Linked DNA regions of Homo sapiens: region 2 is linked to region 1. Evidence: chromatin contacts called from ENCODE Hi-C or POLR2A ChIA-PET data. All regions are on one chromosome and are shown on one strand. Each heading gives the region's core, a stretch centred on a gene start or an enhancer-like site at or near the end of the contact. The rest is flanking DNA. Distances are from core to core; before and after follow the strand shown.

The links. Hi-C counts contacts between places; a loop is a spot of excess contacts on that map. ChIA-PET counts read pairs that join two places held with the same protein, here RNA polymerase II (POLR2A). Pooled maps may share reads with other maps.
Region 2: a loop to region 1 is called in a map of endothelial cell of umbilical vein, with 7 times the contacts of the local background. The contact joins two enhancer-like sites. A Hi-C loop is called at or near these places in 4 of 168 maps with a recorded cell type or tissue (A673, Calu3, PC-9 and 1 more) and 4 of 50 pooled maps. POLR2A ChIA-PET finds 5 or more read pairs at or near these places in 1 of 52 experiments (PC-3).

The regions. Positions count from the first base shown.
Region 1 is chr3:171,858,944-171,865,656 of GRCh38, reverse strand. TMEM212 (transmembrane protein 212) reads right to left here. Exons shown (of 5, transcript NM_001164436.2): 5 at 6,339-6,713. Among named protein-coding and RNA genes, the nearest start is that of TMEM212, 19 kb to the right of the region's middle. Within about 2 kb of position 2,291, at least 4 of the 41 ENCODE cell types and tissues checked have a DNase peak (open chromatin) inside an H3K27ac peak, as active enhancers do; they include endothelial cell of umbilical vein, where a contact is called at or near this core.
Region 2 is chr3:172,134,531-172,141,288 of GRCh38, reverse strand. All of the region lies in intron 3 of FNDC3B (fibronectin type III domain containing 3B), which reads right to left. Among named protein-coding and RNA genes, the nearest start is that of FNDC3B, 98 kb to the right of the region's middle. RefSeq lists enhancers at 1-774, 4,071-4,894, 6,665-6,714. Within about 2 kb of position 2,233, at least 31 of the 41 ENCODE cell types and tissues checked have a DNase peak (open chromatin) inside an H3K27ac peak, as active enhancers do; they include endothelial cell of umbilical vein, where a contact is called at or near this core.

The DNA.
Region 1 (6,713 bases), core at 1,042-3,541:
GTGGTCAACACCAGGGACACATCAGTGTGGCTTAGGACAGGTAGAGAGCCAGCTGTTCCATTCTTTAAAAATTATCTTTTTCACTTGCTTTATGTAGTACCTCCTTGATGCTAATCTACTCAAATGGAATGAAGTTTCATTTCAAAGTCACGGATTAGGACAGATCTGGAAAGGTCCTTGGAGGTTGGCTGGGGTCTGAGAGATGAGGAAGCTCAAGTCCCTGATACCTGATTTGTGCAGCAATGAGCTGCCAGCTTGTCTACATAGTCCCTTCTGGCTTCTCTGGCCAGTCTGGGAGGGGAAGTGTCATTGTGTCATTCCTCACCCCACACCCCGCCATTGTTTTCACCCTAATTACTTCCTCTGTTTCTCTCTCTTCTTTCCTATGGGAAAACCCAGACATCCAGCAATAGGCCTCAAGTCTTCTCCTCTTTAATTAGTAAAATTTACAGTATCAAACCAACATTGTTACATTCTAAAAGGTATTGTACTCACATGTTAGCACCATTGTAACCATTCAGATATATCATCAATATACATGCCATTTTCTCTGCATTCTTTCATGGCTATAGAAAATGGAGACTTCTGCTTTTTACTCAAGTTTCTGCTCTTGTATAAAACAAACGCTTTTTATTTGTTTCAAATATATTTAGTTGTTTTAAATATGTTATATTTAATATCTATTCAAAAACATATTTATGGCCAGGCGTGGCCGTTCACGCCTGTAATCCCAGCCCTTTGGGAGGCCAAGGCAGGTGGATCACCTGAGGTCAGGAGTTCGAGACCAGCCTGGCCAACATGGTGAAACCCCGTCTCTACTAAAAATACAAAAATTAGCTGGGCATGACGGTGCATGCCTGTAATCCCAGCTACTTGGGAGGCTGAGGCAGGAGAACCTCTTGAACCCAGGAGGCAGAGTTTGCAGTGAGCTGAGATGGTGCCACTGCACTCCAGCCTGGGTGACAGAGTGAGACTCTGTCTCAAAAAAAAATTATTAATAATAACATTTTAGATTCAGATGGGGAAGCAAAGGAAAAAACCCACTACAATATGTTATATTAAAAGGGTAAATTGACTGCATGTCAAGAGGAAAATATGTTAAGCCTCATGATAATTTATAAAGTAAAAAATACAAAAAGCAGTTCTCAGGATCCTGACCCCTCCCCACCTACCACTCCCTCTTTGACAAAATATCAAACTTACTTTAATACATTACAATAAACACTTCAGTATCATTTCCTCTCTCAGCAAGTTGCTATCACCCTTGGTGTGGTCCCAGTGATTAAATGAAATGCAAATATCCTGGAAAAATAGCCTTCATTTCTAAAATATGAATGTTAGTTTTTGTTTGTGAGCAACGTAAGAAAGATTTTCCAAGAGAAGCATGACGATGCCAGGTCAGTAGGTGGGACTCACATGGGACTGCTGATATACCACCTAAAGGAGGTGACACAGTCCAGCAGCCGGGAGCCTGCACCCCAGACTTTGTGAGACCTGAGACTGAATTCTTAGTTCTACATGGCTGTCTCAGTGCCCTCATCTGTGAAATGGGCATAGTGAACTTTGGAGTGATGTGAGGAATAAAAGAGGTACAGCACCTGACAAACAGTAGCTGCCCAATAAATGACACCTACAATTCTTCCTCTTTTATCCAGTTTTATGTCACTGTTATTATGTCAGAGAAACAGAAGTAGTAATGCCCTGCATTGTGATTCTTTTTCCAGCTTCTGATTTCTCTACTGACCAATGTGAGGAGACTTCCTAACACAATTTGTGAGGAAGAAATACAATGAGTTATTATTGTTCTCTGGTCCTGCATGAGTTCTAATTGGATCTACGAAAGGGGGATTAGTTCCAAGAGCATCAGAAAGACCTTACTATAGCCGAAACTGAGGCCCCAGACCTTTAGGGTGAGAGTCATAGATGAATTCATTTCAAAGCACATTCATATTGCAATGATCCAGTGTAAGTCCCTTGGAAGATTTGGGGCCAGCATGATGCTGCTCATTTGTCTTCTGTTGGGCGGGAGAGGGTCCTCCACTGACAAATATTCTGCCTCCGTATGTTTTGGGATTGCATTTCAAGGTTTAACTACATCTCTTATGTGAAGCAAATATTTCTCAGTTCATTGAAAAAAGTAAAACCACTGTATCACATGACGAGAAGGAAATATTTTCTTTCCCCCTTTCATTAAAAAAGACACAAAACACAACACCGAATAATGAAAGGAAAACAAACAGGGCCATTCCATTCCGTGGAGGAGGGGCTGAGTAGCCGCAGGGGACAGCTGCATTGTGTCTGGCATCCCAATTCTTTCCTTTCCCATCACTTTATTACTTATTGGACGAAGAATGTAGACAATTCCGGCTATGGTTGTTTTGCATTTTCGTTCCTCGACTTAAACTCTGTGTTATGCGTGTTTGCCCCCTATGCTGGGTCTTGGAGCTGACAGAGTCACTTCAACATTCTGCATGGAGCCTTCTGAGCAGGTGGCTGTTATTCCCTTCTCAGCCCCCACCCCTTCCTGTGAGGCCTTGGACAGTCGCAAGGACTCACACGCCCCTTTGTGTTTATCAAAGTCATCAAACCTTTCATGTCTCTTTCAAGCATTTCTCTCTGTGGTTGTGGTTGGGTACCAATTGACAGAACATTCACACACCTTCACTGTGTGAACTTTAACAAGATGACCTGGATTCTACCAAAACAAGGCAACACAGGGAGGAAAGAAATAATGGATGTGGTGGTTCCTTAGGGGGTGCTTGATTCATTTCTGAAAACATATTTTTCAACGTATAGAAAAAAACTCTTAGAAGTGAATATTTTTCATTATAATATTGACTGATACGTATGGATCTTAAAAACAATAGTTGACTTTGTTCCACAGTTCATGACAGTACAAATACAAAATGACCACTTTTCCAAATCTTTTTGTAAACCATCACTTTTGTTTACAAACTTTCATGACTCTTGAATTTTCTGATATGCACAAAATTTACATTAAAAATGTTAATTTTCAGGGTGACACTTAAAAGTGCAGCTTTTTAATACACTGTCGATGTTTTGCTTATATAAGCAAAAAGAATTGTGAATGAATAGTAACATATTTTGTATTATAATTTTTAATGAAATGTTTACGATATTGCTTATCACTTTCTGCATGTGGGGAATCTAACAACATAACTGTATGGGGGTAAATGAAATATAGAATCATTATGTAGAATTCTGTATTTGGACAAATTATCTGCTTTTCATTTTAAGAAAGTTGTGCATTTTCTGAAATTTTAGTAAACAATATACTTATTTCACTGCGGGAAATTGTGCCTAATATAGCAGAGATTTCTACATGGTAGCAAAGGTTTGCTCAGGCTGTGTGTGTGCCTCATGGGCTTGGCGCAGTGGTGTATTTAATAATACAGAACATCGTGTCCTGTTACGTCAGCCACGCATCCTCACTAATGAAACACGATCTGCCGCCATTATGGTGTCAACTCATCCAAAAACACTCCCCAAGGAAATGTTGCTTATTAAATTTACCTAGAACTCTCACCCAAATTAGTGTTGCATTTTATGCAGATTGGGGAAACTGAGACTGTCAAGAAGTGACACTAAGAGAATCTTGTGCTAGGAGGAGAATCTTTTGCAAAATACAGTATGATTCTTAAACTTCACTGGCCATCAGATTTCTTGGGGTATGTGTTAAAAACGCACACTCTGTGCCTCCGACTCTAGAGTTTCTGACATAATAGGGGTTAGATGGCACCCAGAAATCTGGCTTCACAAGAACCCTGTATGATTTTGACATCACTGGTCTACTCTAAGAAATATAGTTTCGTTGGCCCTGTACCCAGCTGAGAAGGCACACACTAAGAAGTTGTGTCCTGAGCAAGATGGGAAAGGCTAAACTCTAAAGCTGGAGAAGCTTGCTTTTGAACCCAGCTCATCTCTGTTTTCAATTCATTTCTCTCTCCCCAGGCACTTCAGGTGGCCTCACTGTTGAATCTTCATGGAGGTGACTTACCAAGCCCCTCATATATTTTTTCCCTTTCTCCCTCCCCTCCGTCCCACATTAAACCTCTGTGTTATGCCTAAGGTGACAGCCAGATGTCTGATGAACGGCCCATGTTGAGGGGTCGTGACTGCCAGCACTTCAGAAATGTGTGGTGCTTCTAGGCATGCATTCCTTTTAGCAAAGGGCTCCAGAAAGTATGGACGTTTGCCACAAGGAAGAAATCTCAAATACTAAACTTCCAGATGCCCTGGCAGTACAGTGGGGGAGGTGATTTTGGTTTGCTTCCCTCAACTCTTGGCAGGCCTCCTTGTAAAATCAACTCTGTTCCTAAGAACGCACAGGATTTCCTTTGCAGACTTGCGTAGAAGTTGAAGAGGACAGAACTGACCACAAAAGGCATCAAGAGTGCCAAATTTTTGTATTCCAGCTTTGCTGGTTGGGGTGGATAGTATCAACCTGAAAAAAAAATTGGCTAACACTATCCAAATTCATTTGACCCCAATATGATACTAATCTAAATCATAAAGCCAGCATGAGAGTTTGCAGTGGGAAGTATCTCTTTCCAAAGGGAAGCTGTTCAACCCACGAAGGATCAGCATCAGCTGTAGGAGTTTAGAATCAGGTCACTTCTGCTCTTCTCCCAGAGGCCCTACTCCAACTCTCCTGGAGGCCAGAGCCATGCACTTTAACCGTAGAGTAGGGAAGTACACTGACACATAGTAAGCCTCTATTACTATCATATCATTAGTGGTATTATTAGCCCTTCTGGAAAAAGTTAGAAAGCTGAACTTGATGTTGGGGTACTTCAACCTCTTTGTTGGGGTAGGAATGGAAACACTGGGAGAATTTCTTCTATGTATTTTCAAGCCACAGTGCATCTGAATTGTGGGTTAGAAGCCAATTTAAGGTATCTGTATTCAACTATTAAAAATATTAAATATATTATTCCATCAATTTCCTCAAAAAGTTCTTAGTCTTTGTCTCTATTAGTACTTTTTATTGTGTAAAATTTAATTAGATAAAATAAAGCAAATTGTCAAATTCAATCCTACATTGTAAACTGCAAAATAACATTGCAAAGCATTATGCAGATGTTTAGGGTTAAAATTCAAGGTTTGACCTGATGAGGTGGCTTATGCCTGCATTCCCAATAGTCTGGGAGGCTGAAGCGGGCAGATGACTTGAGCCCAGGAGTTCAAGACCAGCCTGAGCAACGTGGTGAAACCTTGTCTCTACAAAAGATAAAAAAAATTAGTTGGACATGGTGGCTCACACCTATGGTCTCAGTTACTCAGGAGGCTGAAGTGGGAGGATCACTTCAGCACAAGAGGCAGAAGTTGCAGTGAGCTGAGATCATGCTATTGCACTCCATCCAGCCTTGGTGACAGAGCGAGACCCGGTCTCAAAAAAAAAAAAAAAAAAAAGAATAAGTAAAATAAAATAAAATTCAAAAATTCAAAGTTGGTTTATCTTAGCATATGTCTTCCCAGGGGAAAAAATACTATATTCTCATGACCTCTTAAACTTAGAATCAGGTAAAGGGATGCAGATTCATTATTCATAAAAAGTTCAGTGTTTCTTATCACTTTATGTTAAAAATGTATTTTATTTTATTCCAGCTTTAATGAGGTATATTTGACAAATAATGTTATATAAATTATAAGTGTATATTGTGATGATTATGTGTATATATATGAAATGTGAAATGTTTATCACAGTCAAGTCAGTTAACACATCCGAGACCTCACATATTTACCTCTTGTGGTGTGTGTGGTGAGAACATTTAAGATCTACTCTCTTAGCAAATTTCAAGTGTACAATACATTGCTGTTAAATAGTCATCATGCTGTACATTAGATTCCTAGAACTTACTCAACTTATAACAGAAAATTTGTACCCATTGACCAATTTCTCTCCGTTTCCTTCACCCCTCAGCCTTGGCAACAACCATACTACTCTCTATTTCTATGAGTTTAACTTTTTAAGATTCCACATGTAAGTGAGATAATACAGTATTTATCCTTCTCTGTCTGACTTATTTCACTTAGCATAATCCCCTCAAGTTTCATCCATGTTGTTGCAAATGGCATGATTTCCTCATGTTTTTAAGGCTGAGTAGTATTTCATTGTGTGTATTTTCTTTATCTGTTCATCTGTGGATGAACACTTGGATTGTCTCCATGTCTTGTCTATTGTGGATAATACTGCAGTGAACATGAGAGTGCAGATGTCGCCTTGGCATATGTTTTTGTTTTCCTCAGTTATATACCCAGAAGTAGCATTGCTGGATATGTAGTATTTCTATTTTTAATTTTTGGAGGAGCCTCCACACTGTTTTCTTTTTTTTTATTATACTCTAAGTTCTAGGGTACATGTGCACAACATGCAGGTTTGTTGCATAGGTATATATGTGCCATGTTGGTTTGCCACACCCATCAACTCATCATCTACATTAGGAATTTCTCCTAATGCTATCCCTCCCCCAGCCTCCCACCCACTGAAAGGCCCCAGTGTGTGATGTTCCCCACCCTGTGTCCAAGTGTTCCCATTGTTCAATTCCCACCTATGAGTGAGAACATGTGGTGTTTGGTTTTCTGTCCTTGTGACAGTTTGCGGAGAATGATGGTTTCCAGCTTCATCTATGTCCCTGCAAAGGACATGAACTCATCCTTTTTTATGGCTGCGTAGTATTCCATGGTGTATA
Region 2 (6,758 bases), core at 984-3,483, 280 kb before region 1:
TGAACTGGTGCCATCACCAGCAACCCTATGAAAGCAAGTCTATCATAAATAAGCAATGAAAGGGAGACTAGAATTTCAACTGATTTCTACAAGTAGGAAAATGAAGTCATTGCCCACAATCATGCCATCTATTTAGGGGGGGGAAAAATCAGTAAAGCTGTGTATACAACTAGATAATGATGATAAGAATAATGACACTTACAATGGATTATCCTCACAATCCTATCAGATAGGTACTATCATTGTTCCCATTTTAAGAGAGGAAATTGGGGCTAACAGGTTAAGCATTAGCTACGAAATGACCAGGGATTCACACTACAGAGCTGTACTCTGAGAACTCAACACCAATTCATCTTAAGTCTGATGACACAACATTGGGTGACAGTTTTATCTAAGGGTTTAACATTCCGTTCTTATGTAAATATAAGAATAAACATAAAAATCAAGATAACTGAGACAGGAAGAAGGAGAAAGGCAGGAAGCAGCATATACCCTGAGTACCTCCCTTGAGAGGGACTTAAAACCTCCTAGGAAAGCAACATAGTTTGGTATTGACGTAACCCAGCCTCATGACATTACACAATCCCAGCAAGATGACAGTTGCACGTACAATCACAGCCTTTGCTCTCATTCCTTCCATAACCTGGACTTTCTGCTCTGGGCCCGTCAGTATTTTCCGGCCCTGGTGGAAACCACCTGCTGGTAAACTTCCAGTTACTCAGCAGCAAGCTGCTGTCTGTAAAAGGGTTTCTCAGGTCAGCGTATGGAATGTCTACTTGTAACAAATAGCTGTGCATCAGTCCATGTTGAGAGGAATTGCTAACTGTCATGTGCAAAATAGAGCCCCCAAACATTTCAGAGATCAAGAGTACTCCACAAAGCTGAAAGTAATTTTTCTTCAATCTTTCTCCAAATTTCATGTAAATCCAATCATGGAAAATGGAAAAATCGTCTAATGAAGCAAATATATATACACACACGTAAATATATATTTGTAGTACAGACACACACAGGTAAAAGACTGATTGGTCTTGAAGCTAACATTTAAGTATCATAAGGTAAGCTGGAGAGTTGGTAGAGTAATTCAGATTTTCCTAGAAATTCAGACTATCTTGGCTTAGAGCCTCCTGGGAGGATTAACTCTCACCATATACAGCTTTGGATCAATCAGAAAGAAAGATGGCCATGACACTAGGGCTAGCCTTGGCAAATGACTTGCTATTTTCAATTCTAGAAGATTTTCCAAGTGAGGCCTAAGTGTTCACAATAACATTTCAGCTTGTTAGCAATCCCTCACAAATCCACCAAATACTAAAGAAATGGGTTTCGGACAGGCACACTGGCTCATGCCTGTAATCCCAGCAATTTGGGAGGCCAAGGTGGGAAGATCACTTGAGCTCAGGAGGTCAAGGCTGCAACGAGCTATGATCTGATCGTGCCACTACACTTCAGCCTGGGTGACAGAGCAAGTCTGTCTCAGAGCCAGGTCTTTGTTTTTGAGACAGGATACCCTGTCTCAAAAAACAAAAAAAAAAAGAAATGGTTTTCAAGGCAGTTTCTTATGTAGAAAACAAGCTCCTAAAATCCTAATCTTGTAATAGGAAGAAACATTTCCATTTATAATACAGACATTTTACAAATAGTCAAATAACAATTCATCCAATATAATAAAAGTTGGCAAAGATTCAGAATTTAATGCATTCATGTTACAATAATTTTACTTTCAAATCACCCAAATATTTTTAATCAAAAAACTGGTTGCAAATTTCAGCCAAGACAGAGATTCACTACAATCTTTGAAAGCAAGCTTCATTTGCAACAGGTCCTCTTCCTGGGTTTTAAGCTAGTAAAACAGGAATTTCTCATTTATATGCAAAGTATGTATTAAAGGGAGAGACCATATGCATGCTTTGCTTTTGAAGTTTTAGTCTACCTCAGTTTGCAAAACCAAGCTATGACACCATTCTTGTCATTTCACACTAAACAAAGCAAGAGACAACCCAAATTCCCTAGGACCTGTCATAAAATTCTTAGAAAGAATGACAGGTCAGTGTTTTAGTGTGCCAAACAAGTCTAATAAATGCACTTAAAGTATCATATAAGGAAAAAAAAGCAACGTTAAGGTCCCAAAAGTATCACATAAGGAAAAACAAGTAACATTAAGGTCCCTGTGACATTCTGGATGCTGACTCATACATGGAGGGGCGGGGGATGGGAGACAAATGAGGAAATTCAGAAATGGTGAACAGCTCTCAATGGTGTCATTCACAGAGCCACTGGGCAGAGCATGATGTTCATCAACGATACAGTTCCCACACTCACTGAGGCAGGGGGAGAATTAGACACAGAGCTGAAGAAGTCTTATGGAGAACAAGCAAGAGCGGAAAAAGTTTCACATTCGAATAGCTTCAAAGCTACAGCCATCTCATAGTAGTGCCCTCTTAGAATTCCCCTCTGCACGCATTCTGTTGTCATTTAGTCATTTTGAGGTCTCTATTCACTTAACACAAGTCAGCAGATTAACTGCTATGGTAAAAGATTCCTAAATTATTTTGGACAAAAACTATTAGCAATTAAGTATCTTTAAATATTACTGTTTACTAACATAATGGTGCTTCCTAAGAATTTTACTTTAATCAGTATTTTTTATCACCATCACACTCACCTATTTTCTTTAGCCTCACAATTTATATCTAATAGTCTTAAATAAAAAATTACAGTATTAATAATGTAGGGTCATTGTAAAAGTTCTTTAGAATTTAAACATATTTCTCTAAAGGAAACTCATTAACTTCAATTATCAATGGAATCTAGTATTTCAAAGTTCTTCTATTGAGATTTAGAGACTGCTATAAGCACGTAACTAAACCTCTTTAAACTGCCATCAGAAGAGTAAAATTTAAAAGAAAAATCATCATGCTTGAATGTAATACCAGAGCCACTCAGGAATCCAGTCAGTAATTATTCTCAAGCTGTGTGGCTGGGGAGCAGGGTGAAGATACACTGTTTCCTGTCACAACTGAATTCACATCTAATTCGAGAGCTAAGGAAAGGTTTACGCATATAACCAGACTGTGTAGTGCTACCTCTACCTGCTCCTCCAGAATTCAGGGAAAAGTCAGGCAGTGGTCTGAGAGAGCTCTTGGAAGAAAGAGGCCTAAAGTCTTAAAGGAAGCATGATGTTTGTTTTGGCTGGAGGATTTTACAGGGAGCAGATAAAGAGATGGCATGTGTAGACAGGAAGGAAGGCTGCATTGCCAGCACCTCAGCCCAGACACAGATATGAAAATAATGGGAGAGACCCAAGTGTGCCCTCTATTAATTCCTGAACTGAAGCAAAGGCAAAATTCATACTGATTGCTAAGATTCTTTTTTCCTAACAATTAGCTCTTTATACACTTTGATCTGGCCAAGAGAAAATAAATCCTTTGTCTAGGATGCCATAGGTATAGGCTAACCCCAAGTGAGAATAAACTATGACCTTTTTTGGCCCCTTCAAGACCTATGATTCATGTTTCATGGGAAATATTGAGAAATATTCCATTAGAAATGAATCTGCGTTCACAGCATATTGTATGCTTCCTGTGTTTTCTTCCTTATCACCAAGGACATTCCCATAAAAACACATTTTTTTTTCTTTTTTAATAGACGGGGTCTCAGGATAGAGTGCAGTGGTGCAACCATAGCTCACTGCAGCCTCAAACTCCTGTGCTCAAGTGATCCTCCCACCTCAGCCTTCTGAGCAGCTGGGACTACAGGCATGCACCACCACACCTGACTAATTTTTTCTTTCTTTGGTAGAGATGGGTCTCACTATGTTGCCCAGGCTAGTCTTTAACTCCTGGCCTCAAGCAATCTTCTGCCTTGGCCTCCCAAAGTGCTGGGATTATAGGTGTGAGCTTCCCTACTCAGCCCATATTCTTCTGTATTAATTTGCTTTCAACTTCCAAGCTGCCTTTTAATGAGATCACAATGAGCTTCTGAGGTCTTTCTAGTGGTGTCACAAATGTCCTACAGATAAAATTATCAGGCTAATAAATTCAGTTACAAGTAAAGAGGACTGACCTCATACAATGTGATTTCAAAGTTTCCAGGAAGGCCCAGCAACCAACTCCATTCCCTACCTGAAATCCCCACAAAGCAGTCCCTAATCTGAAGGCTGGTGTTAAAATAGCAAAGTTATTAGGCTGACAGTTTCAACCACGGCATAATCAATGGGTATGACTTCAAAATTTCCAGGAAGGCCACCACCACCCATCACCTTCCCCTCAATTTAGAAAAACACCGCCGGATGTGGTGGCTCATGCCTGTAATCCCAGCACTTTGGAAGGCTGAGGTCAGGAGATCGAGACCATCCTGGTTAACACAGTGAAATCCTGTCACTGCTAAAAATACAAAAAAATTAGACAGGTGTGGTGGCGTGTGCCTGTAGTCCCAGCTACTCAGGAGGCTTAGGCAGGAGAGTCGCTTGAACCCGGGAGGCGGTGGTTGCAGTGAGCCGAGATTGTGCCACTGCACTCCAGCCTGGGCGACAGAGTGAGACTCCATCTCAAAACAAAAAACAAACAAAACAAAAACACTCCCGCCTGTTGGCCAGTGTTCAAAGAACATAAGTAGAGTTTTGATCTCTTAAATCCCTAACAAAATACAAATATTTCTTTCAGAAATTTCCATTACAATGTGACCATTTTCAGATTCCTTCCTAATAGGTTTTTAAATGACAAAGAACTGCCTCCCACTGTACCTACAAGTCCTCTCCCATTGTCCTGGAGCTGGAGCCCTCCCTGGCCCCAATCAACAACAGCTGGAGCTGGAGCTGGAAGCCCCACCTGGAAGCTGAGCCACCCCAAATCTGAACTCAAACCTGATTTGGGGCAGAAATAATTTAATGAGTTCTAAACCAATACTCCCTGCATCACACTGTCTGCTAGTCACTGCTCAACCAGTAGATCTCACTTCATTAACAAAGTGCTCGCCCCTAGCTTATTCCCAAGACTCAGTCTCCACCAACCACTTTTGTTCTGCAAACCATCTGTCTCATTCTGGGTATCTAAGTAGTCATCCTGCTATCCAGCTCAGAATCCTGTTACTCCAGGAACAGGAACTTAACCTTGCTGTTGTCAAGAGAATGGAGTCCTCCCTGACATAAAGGCACAGAACAAGGAACTGAGGGCATCAGACATAGCAGGGAAGAAAACTCAACTCTGCCTCTTTCTAGCTTTGTGACTTTTCGACAGGCCTCAGCTTCCTTATGTGTAACTACACACTCACTAAAGGAAAGAATGCATAGCACAGCCTGAGATGAATAAATGTTAGCAATGGTAGAGATGATGTTAATCACTGGGACTGTGAGGATGACACAGCAACTTGTGTTGGAATTTACAAATACACTGCCTATTGCCACATTTTATGTTGCTATATTCTACCCAACTGGAATGAAGTATTCACGAACTCATACTGGGACTCATATAAAGGGTTTCTTATTTTTTGCCTGAGTGACTGCCTTTTATACATTAGTGGCAGTCAATGAGTCTGAATTTGGGGTTCAGCCTGCTGGGCTGACTTTCCTTCCAGTTTCTGCAGTTCATCCTATTGCCCCAGTGCTTCCGAAACCCTAGTAAAGCACCTGGATCCAGGTCCTAGTCCTCATTCCATCCTGTGTCATTTCAGTTAATTGGGCCAGGTACCACCACTCCCCAAAATGAAGATAACCATAGTATCTGAGACTTCAGAAGAGAACAAAGAATAGGAAGCCTGGAGGGAGCCAAAGATAATGGCTCCACAATTCTGTTTTGGTCAAAGGCATTTTTGAAATCACTGTTAGGAGTGTTAGTGTCACTTATCTCCAAGTATCATCATGAATAAATACAAAGCTCCCTTTGTGAAGAGAGCAATATACTTGCAACATTTCCTGCAAAGTGCACCAGTTATAACATGGATTAAAAAAAGAAAAAAGTGGGGGAGCGGCCAACTCAGTGAAATTACATACATATATACACACAAAAAACACATATATACACACACACACACACATACACACACTCCTTAGACACCAAAAAGTAAACTTAGGTGGAATGAAAGAGATTTTAATGCATGTTCATCCACTAAGTGATTTGCTTTTATAGATTCTATTACACACACTCAGTTGTAGAGGGACATTATGTACTAGCCAATTAATGGGGTGCCAATGTTACCATAACCAGAGGCTTAATTGCTTTCTTACTGAACTGGAAACTTCAGCTTCATCCCATATAGGTGACTTTCATCTAGTTTTTCTAGTGTGATTTTTTTTTTTTTTTTAAGATACAGGGTTGTAGGATTCTGAGGTTTTAATTGTTCACGGTATCTGTTTATTATAGTACTACAAATAGGTGAAAGACTCTATAGTCCATACTATTTAAAAATATTTCTTCTCTTCCTTGACCTGAAGTTTCCCCATATTGTGCATCGACTAAGACTAGGTTTTGATTTTAAATGATTTAGAATTCCAAAGATCAATTTCTGGGACACAACAGAGAAATGCAGAGTAGAAATCATTAATAAAAGTGATTAAATAATTTCATATTAACTTCAATTAAAACTCATTAGCCTTGAATCTTTAAAAATATACTCATTTCTCAAGAAATATTTTCTAAGTTTTTGTTCTTATAGATACAAAAAAAAAGTACAAAGCAACATGCTCTACTATTACGCAAGGAAAAAAAAAACTGTTTCTATACAGCTTATTATGGGAAACCGAAACTAAAGGGCATTTCCCC